2 separate regions of the Homo sapiens genome follow, and region 1 is linked to region 2. Evidence: chromatin loops called from intact Hi-C (ENCODE). Cell type or tissue: GM12878. All regions are shown on one strand. Each heading gives the region's core, and the rest is flanking DNA. Links, peaks and the distances in the headings are about the cores only.

Region 1 (9,446 bases), core at 505-8,504, 120 kb after region 2:
AGGACTTCAGAGATTCCCTAAAATGCAATCATTGACTGTAGTTTAAGAATAATAGTTTATATTGGGAACCAAAGACTTTATTATCTCTCTCTCTCTCACCTCTCTCTCACTCTTTATCTCTATTTTAGCTAATCTGTCTATGTTCCTATGCATTTATCTATTTTATCTATGTACATGTGTGCATAAACTGTTATTTGTAATTATCTGTTATACCAATCAGTTTTAGACTTTTACCTCTCTGATTCAGTTGTTCTTTCTCCTGTTTCTATGATTGTGTAACTCCACAGACCTATTTTGCACATTTACAGAAGAACTTTTCCTGGATGGAACATTTCATGGGTCTGGAGGCTGTAAAATTTTTAATTTAGTAAAACTTCAACCTACTTAGATGGTTACTGCAGCTGTGTTACATAATAGGCCAGCTGAGAAATAAATAGTTATGAGATAGATTCATGGGTGTCTCTGGGAAAGAAAAAAGTTTGGCCAATTTTTGAGTTTTTGGGATAATAATGTAACAACAGCAATAAAAGTTTACCATACATGTCTGCATTTGTGACTCCTTCTGGGTTGAATAAATAACGTCATTGGCTACATTAACTTGCTGTCATTTGAAAATGTAAGCCAATATTTGACATATATTTTATATGAAAATGTAGGAATGTTTTAATTGTGTTTTAGCATCAAGTTTAGTCACTTTCTTGATCACCAGTTAAATATGCTGCTTAGGCATTTAATTTTACAACACTCCCTTATCTTAACTTTTTTTCTTTTTTGTGTTAATTCTGTAAGTTAAAATCCATGCAATTATATTTGTTACCCCAAAGCAGCTGTGACAATCTCTTTTTTTGTCTGCCTAAGTCTGTAGGCAGCCGTGAAGCTTGTATTTTTTTTTTGCTTAGATTTAATATGTGCAAATCATTTAGAGAATGTGAGTAGGAGTTGCTTACGGTATGAAAACATAATTCTATATACACAAGTAGCTCTACATGAACTAAATAAATGCATTGGTGAAAGCAGCATGTATTAACTACTATGTGTTCTTAAAGAAAGTGTTTGAGATTTTTGTTTCAAAATTCCCTTCCTACTTAAAATACATTAAAATATACACTTGAAAGAAGCTATTAACATGGTACAAAGAACGTTTTAAAAATGTTTTTAATCCTTTGGAATTCTGGCTAATGTCATTTCAACCAACATACATTTGGGGCATTTACGAACTGATGGACAGCATGATCATACGATCCTCCTGTGAAGTGTCCCTATGAGGAGTGAGTGTCCTCTCACAGTGTTGGTAGACATATTGATCCAGTCACCATCACTATTCGCTAGACCAGGGGCCAGCAAACCTTTTCTGGAAAGATCCAGGAGTAAATATTTTAGGATTTTGTGACCATAAGGTTTCCACTACAGTTGTTCAACTCTGCCATGGTAGCGAAAACAAATGGATGTGGCTGTATGTCAATAAAATTTACTTATGGTCACTGAAATGTGAATTTTATATACTTCTCAAATATCAGAAATATTATTCTTTATTTTTTTCCAACCACTTAAAAATGTAAAAAATAAACAGTGAACCAGATTTGGCCCGTGGGCATAGTTTGCTGACCCCTGGGCTAGATAAAAAAAGCAAACCTATGAAAAGGAAGATGAAATACTGATATAAATCACTAATCCCCACTGGTGCCACCAGAGCCAGAATTAGAACTCTGAGACAGCCTGTCTCCCCAGGCCATGGCATTATCCATTGCCTCAAAATCATGATTCAGGAACTATTTGCCAATATTTTTATTTAGAAGTTCCATCTCTGAATAATATCTATGCTTTAAATCACATTGAACTTTAAAAGTGTTAGTGACCAAACTGAAATCTCTTTTAAACACCATCTCAGTTCATTTGGAATTCTAGATTCTGACCAGAACTGAAATCTCTTATGTGACTTTATGAATACCATTAATAGGAGATGGGATGTGCCTAGCATGAAAAACATGTCCCATATTTTATTCAGTCCACACAAATTCAGGGAGTTATTTACAAATATTCTGAGATTGAAGCAACTCTGGCAAGATCAAATAAGCTTGAAGTGTCTTCTAAGCTTTCCTTTATATGATGTACATTAGCTGTTTTTTGTTTTGTTTTTTGAGACAGGGTCTCACTCTGTCACCCAGGCTGGAGCACAGTGGTGCAATCACGGCTCACTGCCGCCTCAACCTCTTGGGCTCAAGTGATCCTCCTGCCTCAGCCTCCCGAGTAGTAGCTGGAACCACAAGTTCACACCACCATGCTCAGCTAATTTTTTTGTTTTTGTAGAGATGAGGTCTCACTATGTTGCCCAGGCTGGTCTCAAATCCCTGAGTACAAGCAGTCCTCCTCCCTCAGCCTCCCAAAGTGCTGGGATTATAGGCGTGAGCCACCACACCCAGCTTGCATTAGTATCTTAAAGCTCTAAGTATCTCACAGAAAATAACAATACATTATTTGTAAGTAAAACAAACAAACAAGCTTATCTTCTTAGAGGGGTAGTTTGTTTCCCTTACCACCCATTTATTAACATCTCCCTGCCCCAAACCCACCAGTTTTCTTTTACCATCAGTATGAGAAATGTTCCCATAATATTAATATTTAATATTTACTGAAATATGTGTCAGGCCCTGTACTGATATATGTCAGGCATTATATACAATGACTCATTTAATATAACTGCACACACACACACACACACACACACACACACACACACACACAGAGAGAGAGACTGGGCATGTGTGTGTGTGTATATATACATATATGTATATGTGTATGTATGCAAAACGGTGGTACAAATTCACATTTTTAATAAGTGGTAAAGCCAGGATTCACACCCATCTGCGCCCACAAAACCACCTTCTTATACCAATAAGAATATGGATAGGTTTATTATCTACACTACACTGAGGCCAAATATCTGAGACTTAAGAGAAACAAGGATGACAAGAAGAAATGGGGTTATAGGTTTAAGAGTCAGTATACTCTGCATTTCATTCCTTTCTCCTCCATACTCACAGTCCTTGCATTGTCTGTGTTCTCTTCCTTCCCTATTAGATTGGAAGCTCTTGAGAAGAGACACCTTCTATCCCTACTGCCTAGCAGAGTGCTGTCATGTAGTGTATGCTTAATGCATGTTTGTTGAATTAATGAATAAACAAGACTGCAGTTTTATCATCTATGGATTGATCACATTGGATTAGTCAAAGTTAGAGTTGTCTAGGTCTGAGTTATTTAACTTGATTATTGACCTTTTTCCCAGTGCCTCCTGAGACTGGATCCTAGAGAAGTTCATTAACTTCTCAGACTCTACACGATTTTAAAAGTAGACAACATTATAGCTAGATAGGAGGAAAAAGTTCTAGTGTTCTATACTACTGTAGGGTGACTATAGTTTGCGTTAATATATTATCATGTCAAATAGCTAGATGGAGGATATTGAATGTTCCAAACACAAAGAAATGATAAATATTTGAGATGGTGGATATGCAAATTATCCTGATTACTCACTATACATTATATATATTTCACAACATCACTAAGTACCCCATAAATATGTACAATTATTATGTGTCAATGTTTTTTAATAAAAGAAAGTAGTACTCTCCTCATTCTTGAGTCCTTCATTAATACACCAATAGTGTCTTTTATTACTTTGAAAACAGAAGCTATTTACAAAGAAGTTATTTGCTGAAATAAATGTGATCTTTCCCATTGTTCTTTGTGATATGGTTTTAATTATGCATTCTCAGGCCATTTGTGTTCACCTGCTTCTTTTATCCAATAATTGAAAAGGGCTTTCAATCTAATCAAGCTATGAAAATAGCAAAGTACTAAACAAATGTCAGCTGCTGTTATTACAAATAGAGTTTGTCCAGGCAGGTCTTTGTCTATGGTAGGGCTTCTTTGAGCCACAGAAAGAGTGTGTTTGGGTGACTTGATGGCCAGTGGAGAGAAAAACCAATAGGTTAGAAACGATGTCAGAATGAGAAAGGGGAATCATACTTCAAAGGAAAAGAAACAGATGAGGAAAAGGAAAATGAGTGTGCAGCAGAACAGCTGCTGATAATTAAGAGTGAGAGATAAGCTTGTAGCCAGGAGAGCACTGGCATATCACTGAGACCTGTGCCAACTCTCAGGGAACCAAGGAAGGCTTTTTCTTTTCTTTTTTAATAGAAAACTGAGATGAAGTGGTCCTGAATGTTTCAAAAGATAAAACCCTAAGGACCATCTGCAGCCCAATAATGCATCCCTAGGACTGTCAGGCTTCCTGGCTTTAAAATGGACCTTATCTTTATTTGCCTATTCATTTGTGGGTTCATTTAGCCCATGCTAATCAAATATTTATATTTCAAACATAGGATTAATAAACAAAAATTCAAACTTCTTTTTTTTTTTTTTTTGAGACAGAGTTTCGCTCTTGTTGCCCAGGCTGGAGTGCAATGGTGTGATCTCAGCTCACTGCAACCTCCACCTCCCGGGTTCAAGCGATTCTCCTACCTCAGCCTCCTGAGTAGCTGGGATTACAGGCATGTGCCACCAAGCCTGGCTAATTTTGTATTTTTTTTTTTTTAGTATTTATTTTTCTCCATGTTGATCAGGTTGGTCTCGAACTCCCAACCTCAGATGATGCACCTGCCTCGGCCTCCCAAAGTGCTGGAATTACAGGCGTGAGCCACCGCGCCCGACCTCAAACTTCTATATTACATTCAAATTGCATCAACCAGCTATAGATCTTATAGGCCTCACCAACTTTTTTTTTTTTTTTTTTTTTGAGATGGAGTTTCGCTCTGTCACCCAGGCTGGAATGCAGTGGCACGATCTCAGCTCATTGCAAGCTCTGCCTCCCGGGTTCACACCTTTCTCCTGCCTCAGCTTCCCGAGTAGCTGGGACTACAGGCGCCCACCACCACACTTGGCTAATTTTTTGTATTTTTAGCAGAGACAGGGTTTCACTGTGTTAGTCAGGATGGTCTCGATCTCCTGACCTCATGATCCACCTGCCTCGGCCTCCCAAAGTGCTGGGATTACAGGCGTGAGCCACCACGCTGGGCCCAGGCCTCACCAACTTGGTAGGACAGTCCCTAAACTGTTATTATGAAGGGGCACTGGTTTAAGGACTCTCTGGTCCCATATAGAAAGTTTTTCTATGAACTTGTGCTTGATTAGCACTGTTTTTAAAATAACATTTTCTGTGCCTTTCACAAGAAAGGGGAGTGAGTAGAAAGAATCTTTAGTGTATTTTTTGGCTTTCTAGGGCTTCCATAACAAGTACTACAAACTGGGTGACATAAGCAACAGAAATGTATTTTCTCAGGATTCTGGAGGCTAGAAGTTCAAGATCAAGGTGTCAGCTGGGTTGGTTTCTTCTGAGGGCTCTCTCCTTGGTTCATCTCCTTCTCCCTGTGTCTTCACAGGGTCTTCCCTCAGTGCCCTTCTGTGTCCTAATTTCTTCTTCTTATAAGGACATCAGTTGCATAGGATTAGGGCCACCCTCATCACCTCATTTTAAATTAATTACCTCTTTAAAGACCCTGTCTCCAAATGGGGTCACATTCTGAGGTATTGGGGGTTTGAAGTTCCTTGTATGTATTTTGGGGAAACACAAGTAAGCCCATATCAGAATTAAAAAGGAAATGAGACTTAACTGTTCTTCTAAAGGCTTCTCTATTTTAGGGGACAAACTTTCCCTCATGTTTCTGACTGACTGTTTGAGCTCCACCCTACTCCTCAAAGAAAGAAGCAGAAATCCAGACCTTGCTATATGTTCACCACACTATAATCCAGAACTCTACTTATTCCTGCCACAAATATTAAAAAAGCTGAGAGATTTAGCAACCAAAGCATTAACTAAAAACACAGGAAATAAAAATGAGGGCTGCCCAGGGGAAGAACAAATATTGTATATCTAGCTATTTTTCCTGAAAATTGACCTTGGATTTAAAACTCTCTTCAATTTTACTCTTAGTGTTTTGTTTTGTTTTGTTTTTATCACTTTGCCCAAAGGAAATACATTGGACATCTAGCCTTAGTGCTGTTGTTATTGTCTTTATTTGTGTATTTTTTTCTTTTTAAGTGAAGGTTAATTTTATTTGAGGACAAACTTCTCTCTAAAAGTGGTACACCAATGCTTTAAATACAACTGTTATGCATCTAGACAGAGGCAGAAAGCCAAAGGGAGCACTTGATACATCTTATCCAGTTGCCCAAGCTTTCTGTAGTGAATTACCAACTTGTCATTTAGGATATACAGGAGCAAGGGGTGTCAAGGCAGGCAATTAAGGCTTCTGGAAAACAATTAGTGCAGGGGCATGACATAATTCAGGGAATTTTTTTTTTTTTTTTTTTTTTTAGCAGCAATCACATTGTCCTTCTCATGACTCATTATTTCTGATGTGTCACTTGCTTATCGGAATCACAGTGGAGATAATGACAAAACTGTGCTTGGAGGCTATTTGGCTCTGATCTCTGGGCTGTGATTTGTCATAATGGGTTCTTTGATTGAAAGACAAGTAACTCATTCCACTTTGGCTATAACTGATGCAAATCAGTTATTATTTAAGTAGTTGGTTTATTTTGCATTTTATTTTCGATCATCCTGTCTCCCACACATAGCCTTACTGCCAACTTAATTTAATGGATATTCCCCTAATTTCCTAATACCAAGTATACAAAATTACTTATATCTGTTACTACAGAGAAACTGCCCCTTTTCCTTCCTAAATCCAGTTCTTCATCTGTCTTTGAATTCCTTCCACTCCCACCTTTTCAGGAACCGTAATCTATTGATTGTACTGTTTTTATCTTGTTATGTAATTTTGGCTCCTGTGTGTATTCTCATAGGATTACAGGTGTGAGTACATTAATGTTTTCATTTAAAAAGCAAATGAATCTCATGCATACTAAAGTTTTAAAAATATGAACATACGATCATGCTATTAGTTCTCTGAGTTTATAAAAAAAATAATAATCTCTTAACCACACTTCTCCCATCATCCAGCACCTCACGTGTTTTGCTTCTTTTTGCAACAAAACTATACCACACTCATTCCAAGTTCTAGCTTTGTTCAAATCAACTTTTGTCCACTCATTCCACCAGATTTTTTTTTTACTAATGACATTGATGACAGCTGATTTTTCTTTATCCATTGATTACATTTTAATCCTCATAATAATTGCCCAATCAGAATCATTTGACCCAGTTGATTACTCCTTTTTTCTGGGTACACATTCTTCATTTGGCTTTTAGGACACTAACTTTCTTAGTTTTCATCCTACTCTATTGTCCCTGTCTCTTAGTCACCATTACTTGTTAGTCTTCTTCTCCCTTACCTCGTCATGTCAGAGGGCCCTTGGACTCAGTCTTGGTCCTCTTTGTCCTGGAGCACTGCAATATTCTACTAGCTTGTCTTCAGACTCTAGTCTTCCCTCACTCTCTTCTCTTCCATACACTGTAGCCAGAGTGATATTTTTAATAGACTTAATTTTTAGAGCAGTTTTAGGTTTATAAAACATTACATTAAAAAGTACATAGAGCTCCCATATACAGTGATATTTTTTATATTCAAGTATGATCAAGTCACCTCCTATTTTTTTAAAAAAATCTATCACCGTCTACAGGACTATAGCCTATAACTACCCCCGATGTATTTTATTTTTCTCTCTTGCTCTGTGTACTCTACCACATTGACTTTCTTTGAGTTTCTCAAATGTGCAATGCATCACACTAACCATAGGCCCTTTATATATGCTGTTCCCTCTTTTTAGAATGGCTCCTCCCATCATTCCAAGATTCATAAGATAACTACTATTCATCTCTCAAATGGTATGTCAATTGCTGCTTCTTTAGAAAAGAAACTCAATCCTCCCTCACAGGATGTCTTAAACCACTTTGAAGGCCCATGATCTGTACTTCTTGCCATTTTTCTTATAGAAATAATGTCTGTCTCTCACTCAAGAATGTAAGTTCCATGAGAGCTAGAACTTTGTTTTGCTCATCATCTTATTTCCAGTGTGCAGCAAATTGCCTGACATGTCATAACCATTTATAAATATTTGTTGAACAAAAGAAAGAAAGAAAGAAGGAAGGAAGGAAGGCACAGGAAGGTAGTGTAATGTAGAAATGGGTAGCTTCTGGGGTTACTAATCAGAAACCCTGAGTGCTACAGTAATTCTGTGATTCAATTCGAATCCAAAGTTTGGTTAAGTTAATCAAACATTTAGTAAGAATCAGCAATGAGCAAGATATTATGTGCCAAATTCTTATCCTCAAGAAACTATTGTTTATCATCCAATAAACATCAAGTAGAGGTGGAATTCTGCTGAACACTCAAGGAACACCGATCAAGTCCATTATTGAAGCAATCGAGTACTTACAAAACTAGTAAGTAGGTAGAGGAGAAGAGATTTTTGTTTCTGCTGTATCTCTTAGGCAATTTCTCTAATTCTTGTGGCATCCACTTCCTCAACAGTTAAGTGAATGTTACACTGTGGAGCTAACAGATGAGACAATGTATGTGAATGTCTGTAAACTAGTGTCACCCAAATGAGGATGGTGATCTGTGTAAATTAGTATAAACTATCCCACTAGTCTACCATCATATGTGCCTAACTTGTCCTAAACTCAGCTTTCTTTAATGAAACCTCATTATTTCTAATGTGTTCAAATTCAATGATAAGTTTTAGTAACATCTTCTCTGTCATCTTTCCCCTAGTTGATGTGTGAAAATCAATTGATGTGAAGGTACTCAATGGAAAAAGAATGAGATGATCATTCTTTCACCAGCACACAGCTGGTGAAAAAATAATGGTTTTGTTTGTTTGTTTGTTTGTTTGTTTTTTGCATGATGGTATAACCTTCCTTCTCTAAATGCTGGAAGTCCAGACCTGAGTCATAAGTGACCCCTCTCCCCAGTGCCTATGAACTGGTGCCCAAATGTAAAATTCACCCATTCTGTTCAGCCCTTTGTTAACCTGTAGACTCTAGTGGATTTGATTTCTGCTTCCTTTGAGATGAATATCTCCTGTACTTCCTGGAAGCCAGCAGTGCCATTTCATTAGCAGTCTGAAACACAAAGCCTCAAAGCCATCACTATACTACTGTTGGGATGACTCTTAATGGAACTAATTGTTCATAGGAAACTCTAGGCAGCAAACTGGTTGTGGGCTCAGTCTAATGGTCACTGACTTAATTACACAGAAGGAGCCAAGCACAATGGCTCAGTATGTTAATCGTGGCTGAAAATATGATCTCCATGCAAAGTGCAATATTGCCATGTTCTTGCTGCTCAAAATAATTGGGAGCAGCAAGGAGATGATAATATTGCACTTTTTCAACTATTTGAACCCTGGAGCTGTTACATGTACTCACTTTCATGACATTTGCAAATTCACTCTTTCTTTCAGGTCACTTATTTGAAAATATG
Region 2 (9,446 bases), core at 675-8,674:
GAGGCAGGAGAATGGCGTGAACTCAGGATGGGGAGCTTGTAGTGAGCCGAGATCGGGCCACTGCACTCCAGCCTGGGCGACAGAGCGAGACTCCATTTCAAAAAAAAAAAAGGAAAAGAAAAAGGATAAGATAAAGATTTTTTAAGATCGAAGTATAGTCTAGAATCTACTACCAATTAGCTTTGTAACTTACTTGAACAAGTTACACTCTTCTGAGCCCTTATATTTACTCATTTATTCAATATTTATTCATTCAGCAAATATTGGGTAAGTATGAACTAACTGACAGGCACTATTCCAAGCCCCAGGGATAGACCAGTGAACAACTCAAAGTCACTCTTCTCACTGTAGTCAAGTGAGACTGACATTATATAAATACATAAATGTGTAATGTTCTAGATAGAGTTAAGTGCTATGGTGAAAACTTAAACCAGCAAGGGAATAAGAAAGGCTGGAGCCAGGGAAGAAAATAATTGCTGCTTTATGAAGAATTGCCAGAGAAAGACTGATCAGATGACATTTAAGAAAAGACTTGAAGAGTTTGAGAGACAATAATAATACAGACCTTACTTCCTTCATGGATTGCTAGAACTTTATGAAAGGGCTTTGCAAATGTGGAAGGGTATCTGCAGTTCTCTCAAGTTTGATTTGTCTTTGGTGAGAGAGGGCCTGAGTTTACTTCCCTCTATCTAAGGACATTCTCCCTTTGGAGATGGAGTAGATGTTATCTATAGAAACACATGGATGAGAATAATAGAGTCTGTATCAGGGCCAGAATGGTCAGATGATTTCCATTCTGCCTAAACTGAATTAATGAGATATAGAGATCAACATTCGCTATAGAGAGCTATGTATTCTGCATCAAATGTCCTTTAAGTTTCTTTTATTTTAGCCACAAAGATTTTCCAAAATACCAAGGATCGTCAAAAAGAAAGAAAGAGAGAGAGAGGGAGGGAGGGAGGAACGGAGGGAGGAAGGGAGAGAGAGAAAGAGAGAAAGAGAGAAAAAGAGAGAAAGAGAAAGAAAACCACAATCTTACACTTCACTGGTATCAGGTCACCAGTTGTCACTAAAAAAATATCATGCAGGAATCATCTCCGTACCCCTTCCCTAATATCATTAATACATTTCATTCATTTGAATCTGTCCCAGATATTTCTCTGTGCATTTAGCTATATTCACATATATCACAGCCACTCTGGGATGAATTTTAAATCATAAAGAAGGAAATGTTTCTGAAAACTGTCAAGCATTATTTTCTTTTCTTTTCTTTTTTTTTTTTTTAAGAAACTTGGCACGGCGTAGCTATGGCTCCAACACCTGGGCTAAATGAGGAAGTATCAAAAATACTTCCTCATTTAGCCCAGGTGTTGGAGCCATAGCTACGCCGTGCCAACTTTCTCAGGGTTTAGCCCCTTGGTCTTGGGCTTTCCCTCAGGTGTTGATGGGGCTCAAGTGAGACAGAATATGAAAGTGCATGATGCCTGGTGCTGGCTGCAGACCAACGAAAATCTCTGGGCCTTGGTGTTTATACAGGTGTGCCTCTAACTGTCTGTGGGTCTGCAGTTATAAAACAGAAGCCACAAAATGTGCCAGAGGTAGGGGAAAGCTAAGGAGCGAATGAAAATTTCTAAACTCTTTAAAGATTTCTTCTATTTAAGAGCCTTCTTTGTCTTTAACATAAATTCTAATATGTTGTTTATAATGAATGAGCAGAAAGTGTCTTATTCAAGTGTATGCTCAAAAATATGAATTGAATTGAAAAAGGCAGAAAAGAGAGAAAAGAGGAAAAGAATAAAACAGGGAGAGGAGACTGTTGTAATATATAAGACTTTCAGACATAAATACGGTATGCTAATATGGAATTTTTTTAAGGATGCCAATTACCTAATGCATCTCTATTTTTGTCAATAAAGGCAACAAGTTGAATGTTACCTGTTAGGGCAACCAGCCAAACAGTTTCCATGCTGACCACTACTTCTTTGTGGTCCACTGACATTATAAATATAGCCTAGTCTCTGTGAGACTTTATTGTATTTATTATTTACATATAAACATAAACAATAGTGTTCATCTCTGTGGCCCTGTGCTTCATATAGTACCTGGTTGATAGTACTCAATGTTTTTTTGTTTGGTTGTTTTTTTTTTTTTTTTTTTTTTTTTGAGACAGAGACTTGCTCTGTCGCCAGGCTGGAGTACAATGGCATGATCTCAGCTCACTGCAACCTCCACCTTCCTAGTTCAAGCAATTCCCCTGCCTCAGCCTCCTGAGTAGCAGGGATTATAGGTGCGTGCCACCCTGCCCAGCTAATTTTTTTGTATTTTTAGTAGATACGGGGTTTCACCATGTTGGCCAGACTGGTCTCGAACTCCTGACCTCAGGCAATCTGCACGCCTCAGCCTCCCAAAGTGTTGGGATTACAGGCATAAGCCACCATGCCCAGCCAGTACTCAATGTTTTTAAATATGAATTTATTAATATAATTAAACCCGAGGACTTTCTTTAGTTAGAGAGATAGCACAGGCTGCTTAGGTTTGAATCCTGGCTCTCTACCTACTCCCTGTGTGACCTTCAACTTCTTAGCCTTTTTGTGACTCTGATTCCTCATCTGTAAAACAAGAGTAAGAGTATTACCTCCAGCAAAGGATGGTTGTGATGATTCAATACATTATGTTTCTAAAATGCTTAGTATCTAGTAAAGTGCTAGGATAAATTTGCTATTATTTAATAAGGATTGAATAAATATGCTCTGAAATGGGACCCCTATAAAATTATCTATTTTGCTAAATGTAAACTGAACAATAGAAATAGAATATATGGGGTATTGCCATCAACTGAATTTTCTCTTCATTGAGAAATTAGTGAACATCATTAGCCAGGAGGAGCAATAGTGTTGTTTCCGTTTTATTCTGGAATGTATGCCTCCATTACACTGTCCTCGTCCAATTGATCCTCCTTTATGTACCCCCAGAATATTCTGGAATAAGAGTATTACTCTGTTTCAGAACTGAGTTTTTATCACTGCTTTTGAAAATGTTTCAAGTTCACTATCAGTTGAGTAATTACTGATTTTTAAGACAATTTTATTTTCCTTTAATATGTTTTGCATAATACATATAAAATTTTTATTAATTAATCTGGAATGACTTCAGTTGTTTTCTAACACAAGGGCTTCTTTGTTTTTTGTGCCTTCTCTGCTCTTCCCATTATCACAATTGGGAAGGCAACTCCATGCATTCCTTCATGACTAAGTTAGATTTTTTTACAGTTTTAGATCATTTTTAATTGACACATAATAATTGCACATATTAATGGGACACAGTGTGATGTCTTAATGGATATATACATTGTATAATGATTAAATCAGCAGGGTATCTTGCATATCCATCATGTCAAGCATTTATCATTTCTTTGTTGTAAAAATATTCAAAATTCTTTCTCATAGTTACTTTGAAATATATGATGAAATACTTTGATGACCTGAAAAAGAGATCCTTCATTGCTTAGCATTATGGCACTTCCAGTTTAAATGCTATTAAACTGCACCTCATTAGATTACCCTATTTTTAACTATTGTACAACTGATATTTCTAGATTATGTGATGATTGGGCATAAGACAATTTAATGAACTTGTTTATTTGTGTCAGGTCCCTGAGGGTGTAGACTAAGTCTGAGCCAACTTCTTATTGCTCAGGTCTAGCAGAGCGTTTGGCATTAGTATGTTGAAATGAAGAGGTAATGTAGAATACCATGGTATGAAGCACATATTCCTTAGGAAGCACCCTTGGGAAGCGGAGGCAGGCGGATCACGAGGTCAGGAGATTGAGACCATCCTGGCTAACACGGTGAAACCTTGTCTCTACTAAAAATCCAAAAAAATTAGCCAGGTGTGGTGGCGGACACCTGTAGTCCCAGCTACTTGGGAGGCTGAGGCGGGAGAATGGCGTGAACCTGGGAGGTGGAGCTTTCAGTGAGCCGAGATCCTGCCACTGCACTCCAGCCTGGGCCACAGAGTGAGGAGTGAGACTCCATCTACAAAAAAAAAAAAAAAAAAAAAAAAAAAAAAAGAAAGCACCCTTATTGAGCCAGATGAATACATTTTAATAGATTTGACTCAGAATCACCAACAGAAATAGACAAAATGCAAAGGGTCTGAAATGGGTGAAGCTGAGTTGAAACTATATCAGAAATTATCTCAAGGTGGTTTCTAGCGTCGTGGGGAAAAAGTGTCACACTGATTTCTGACTTGTGGTGGTTTTTGCTACCATGGTGAACAAGTGTTTCCAGTTTCAAAAGTCTTGTGTTTGCTAGTAACTCACAAAGTTTCCATTCACATTCACCAATAGCCTTTTACTGTCTCTTCATTGTCTTTCCAGGCCTCCTACAGTAGTGCCTCAATTTTGGTGGCTCTTACATTTTTACTTGAAGAGTTAGGCTGCATATTGAAGTAAGTTAGATCTGGATTTGTCGAGGCTCTTGGTGTGGTTTTCTACAGATATGAAAGAAATAAAGAAAAACTGCCTTTTGGTATCAATTTATTCATCTAAAAATCATGATCATAATAGAAGAGAGGATGTTTATTGTTAAAGAAAATTGGAAATAGGAAAACATGAATCCATTTTGAAAAAGAGCCTGATTTCATGGTAAATAATAAAAAATAAGTTTTATTAGGATTTTTATCTTAAAAACATAGAGTTATACACATAACTATTTCATCTAATATGAAACAAGTTATAATTGCAGCTATGTGCTACTGCTACATGTGAAACTGGGAAGCATCTTGGAAGGGGGCCTAATGTTATAGTTTAGTGGATAAGTGAATATTTTATATTATAAAAAAACCTTTGCTTCCTAATGTGACCTGGTAAATGTAGGGAGTTGAACAATAAACTTCCAAATAAATAGACTAACCTAAAGTTATTGTGTGGATAAACTAATATGCATGGAACACCTTTGTCATAGTGTTGGATAAATGACAGTCACTGCATAATATTAAAGCATGTATCTCCACTAGATCCCATGACAATTATCCACTTAAGAAAAATGACAGCTTTAAAAAAGTGTCTGAATTTTTTAGGGATTTAGAAATTGTGTTTAGCACTTTCTTTTTTAAAAAATTTTCAGCTTATGGAAAAGTTTGGATTTATTAGTCAATACTACAAAAATCACTAACTCTTTACCTGCACTGTCCGACAGTAGTCCCTGTCCTCACCACTTCCCCTCTGTCCATGAACCCGATCCCTTCCTTTCATGAGGCAAATGATTCAGGTACATAAGCCTGTGTTAGAAAATGTGGAGAAAGACTGGAAATTAAGATGATCCTTTGAGTCTATGGCAAATGTCTGATGAAAATATGTACTGCTTGCTTGTTGAAACTTGATGGACTAGGCAAGAAAAATGTGAGTACATCTTGTTTTCAAACTCTAACCTGTCTTTCTGTGGCAAACAAGTTGTTTCCTTCTTCATTCAGATATTTAATTATAATCCCCTACTTGACCTGTGCTTTTCTCCAGGTTCTGTATAGTACCAGTGGGTATGTTGTAATTGACTGCATGCACTGGCAAGGAATCCTTTAAAAATAACTGGTGCAAATAATTAGGGTAATATTTCTTCTTTGGTGGCTAGTCAGGCAAAGATGTGGATAAATTGGGTTCTCTTTCATTACATTACACACACACACACACACACACACACACACACACACACAGACCAGTGTATAGCTGCCGGGCGCGGTGGCTCATGCCTGTAATCCCAGCACTTTGGGAGGCCGAGGCGGGTGGATCACAAAGTCAGGAGATTGAGACCAACCTGGCTAACATGGTGAAACCCCGTCTCTACTAAAAATACAAAAATTAGCTGGGCGTGGTGGTGGGCGCCTGTAGTCCCAGCTACTCGGGAGGCTGAGGCAGGAGAATGGCGTGAACCTAGGAGTTCACTGCAGAGCTGGCAGTGAGCCGAGTGCACTCCACTCGGCGTGGAGTGAGCCTCACTGCACTCCAGCCTGGGCAACAGAGCAAGACTCTGTTTCAAAAAAAAAAGACCAATGTATAGCAAAAGCATCCAAGTAGCAAAATGCGTAATTTCATATTTAAATATTATCTTATTCTTCACCCATGAATAAATAATCTAAAGCTGTATACTAAAAGGAATGCTTTTTATTCATTTCTATTTAATATTATTTTTAGTTTTAATTATGAAATGTTTCAAAAACTCAGAAGAATAAACCATTTTAGAAGATATTTAGAGGATACCCATATACCCACCACTCACATTTAATGAATTAACATTTTGCCATATTTTTTCATACAGTATTTTTGTAAAGAAAGAAAATGTTACAGATACACAGATAACAGCTAAAGCCCTATCCTTTCCATTCCTTTTTTTTTTTTTTTTTTTTTTGTGGCAATCTCGCTGTGTCGTCACCCAGGCTGCTGGTGCAGTGGCACAATCATGGCTCACTGCAGCCACAACCTCCTGGACTCAAGCAATTCACCCACCTCAGCCTTCTGAGTAGCTGCGACCACAGATACACTACCACACCCAGCTAATTTTTGTATTTTTTTGTAGAAGCAGGGTTTCGCCATGTTGCCCAGGCTGGTCTTGAACTCCTGGGCTCAAGCAATCTGCCCATCTCAACCTCCCAAAGTGCTGGGATTACATGTGTGAGCCACCGCACTCAGTCTCCCTTCCTTTTTAAGTTACAGTTTACTATCCTGAAGTTGGTGTGTGCAAATGTATACCTTTGCACAGCTTTGCATATATGTATATCCATAAACAACACTAAGTTTATGTTTTAAAAGTTTAATAAATATCACAGTTTATGACTTCTTTTGTAGTTTGCTTTCATCACTCAGCATTATATTTCTGAATTTTATCCATGTTGATTAATTTAGGACGTACTTCGTTCATTTTAACTGCTATATAATATTCCATTGCATGAACCCTGTCCTGTTATAAAGGAAAGTCTTAAATTTATTAAATGCCTATTAGGTGTCAGACATTATAATACGTATATATACATATGTACATCATATATATGCTTTGATTTTTGCCTCCAGGTTATCCATTAATTTGATGTTTTGCTGACTGGCAAGGCTAAGAATGAGAAACAATTTTATTTTCCTGCACAGCAAAGCCCAACATTTCTGGGATCGCCATATGTCCTCTTAATTCTATTTGCAAACCAGTCAGTTCTTTGCTGAGTTTGTCCATTTTTTGGGGAATATTACCAAACACCTAGCAGAAACCTATTCACATTTTTAATATACTAGCCAGGAACCTGCTTGCCTAAGTTTACAAGTTTACTAAGTATATTTTCTGTCTCCAAATTATCACAGGCAGCATTTATTTTAACCAAACATATTACTAATACATTAAATGGATCTTCATTTTTCTAGCCTCCTAGAAAGGAGCTTCATGGTCACCACCTGATCCCAAAGCCAGTGATACATATATTAGGTTTTTGGCACAGTAGTACCTCACGTCTCAGTACCAGTTATCAGAACTAGTTATCCTCACTGTTTTTCTTGTGAGAAATTGAGGAGATATCCATTTGGAGCAAAAGGGAATGAAGACAGAAAAGACAAATGGGCCAAGCTTAGAATAAGAAATCTGAATTTTCATTTTCTTTTTATTATGTTTTTAAGCATGCAATTCTTTTCTTTAGAAAACTTTATTGGCAAAAAATGATGATCAAATTGACACAAACATGAAGAACTCTGTCATCACTGTTCATAAAACAGTCTCCAAGAAGAAAACAGAAATTAATCTTATGCCCCGAAATGTCTTCTTTATTCTCCTGAAATAGAGTGATAGACACTATGGAGATGGCCTGGCATCTGATCTCTACCATTTACCAGTTGTATGACATTGGGCATCTTGTGTAATTTCTCTGGGCTTAGTTTATTTGTACAATAGGGGAAAGGATACCTACTTCCTGAAGTTATTGTGAGAATTAAATTTTAATAAATATTTATATATATTTAGTGCTTAGTAGGGAAAGAAGTCAGAGATCGCATCTAGAGGAATTGCCTTGGGTATCCACATGTACCTCCCATACAGAAAAGAACATAATTTCCTATGTATTATAATAGCTGCTTTAAGCTTTACATTTGTTGACTCTTAAAAGTTTTTATGAATATTTGTTGTTAGAATTTAGAGTCTGAAAGAAAGCTATTGAAAAAAATATTTTAATTATTGACCATATTTCCTATCATTGATTAGGCTGGATTTAAATGGCTCTGGTGAACCCAGCCTAATGATTTTAGCCATCTTAATTAGTAATCAGTTGGAATTAATAAATGATTTATGTAATGGCCCAGGGTGAATTTTCAATGCCTTAAAATACTTAAATATCACATTAATTCCTTTTGATAATATCATATATTAGGATAGTAATCATCCTATATAACCCTGACATTATTAAAATTGCTCATAGATCCTGTGATTAAACTAGGCCATCAGAGTCACACGAATATTTATTTATAAATTGTCCTCCTTCTTCATCATTACATTGTTTTTATTGAAATGTAATTTGACTTGGTTTCATGTGCCTATATCAAGAAAGGTAAGAATAAGTCTGTGAAAACTAACTTGTCACTGTATTTAATATAAATATAATGTCTGACATTACAGTTTTTCTCAAGATGATCCATAGAAGAAATTTCTCTTCAATTTCATTTTAAAAGGGTGTGTTTTTCCTTTATATCAGGTGTATATTTGCTGTATAAATACAGTAAATTTTCCAAACATTTATCTCTTGATTTGGGTTGAACACACAAGATTTTGTGCATGCAGTTTGTATACTAACCTTCTTCTATCTTCCTTTTTGTTTTTCTACCCTACTTTTCTTTCACCTAAGATTTATTACATATATTGTATTTATTTTACTTTGCTATATTCTTTATCTGTAAGTCATGTCTTAGTTTAAACCCCTCCTAAAACAACAAAAGATAAAATTAATTTTATCAGTGATTAAAGTCACTGAGAGACTTCACTGATATTCAGCTATAATGAATGTAATTTAATATTCAGCTTACCTGTGCGGAAATAAATAAGTCTCACCAGGGTACCATTTTCTAAGGGTTGCTTCTCAACTGGCTTATACATGCTGGATGCCAGAATCTTTTCCACAATTCTCAGTTGACTTGAGACATGTATGGTAGCTCATATATGTCTTTAAAATTGCTGGATGTTATTTTTGGTAAGAAAAATATTAATTGAGAATATATAACTCTATGATATATAATTAATTATGTTGTAATCATGAAATTATTAATCAAATATAAGCTCACAGAGAGCAGACCAGTGGTTATACAGACTGTAGTATGAATTGTGAATCCTTCCCACAAGGGATAAGTGGAAATCTTAGTTTAAGAAAGCTAGTTTTTCAATCAATAAGTTTTCAATCAATAAGCATTTCTAACTCATGTAAACATTGGGGAA

What was found. Hi-C counts contacts between places; a loop is a spot of excess contacts. Peaks named below come from ENCODE experiments on the same cell type or tissue, not always from the same donor. Only the 100,000 strongest peaks of a DNase experiment are listed, where the experiment ranks them.
Region 1: a loop joins it to region 2, with 2.7 times the contacts of the local background. A loop is called at or near these places in 5 of 110 quality-filtered maps.

What each region holds. Positions count from the first base shown.
Region 1 is chr4:85,728,287-85,737,732 of GRCh38, forward strand. The region is part of intron 3 of ARHGAP24 (Rho GTPase activating protein 24); the gene reads left to right. Among named protein-coding and RNA genes, the nearest start is that of MIR4451, 11 kb to the left of the region's middle. In GM12878, for the core only: no CTCF peak of the experiment used is centred there; a DNase peak (open chromatin) is centred at 4,008.
Region 2 is chr4:85,606,414-85,615,859 of GRCh38, forward strand. The region is part of intron 2 of ARHGAP24 (Rho GTPase activating protein 24); the gene reads left to right. Among named protein-coding and RNA genes, the nearest start is that of MIR4451, 110 kb to the right of the region's middle. RefSeq lists an enhancer at 4,288-4,347. In GM12878, for the core only: no CTCF peak of the experiment used is centred there; DNase peaks (open chromatin) are centred at 1,448 and 4,248; H3K27ac peaks cover 207 bases.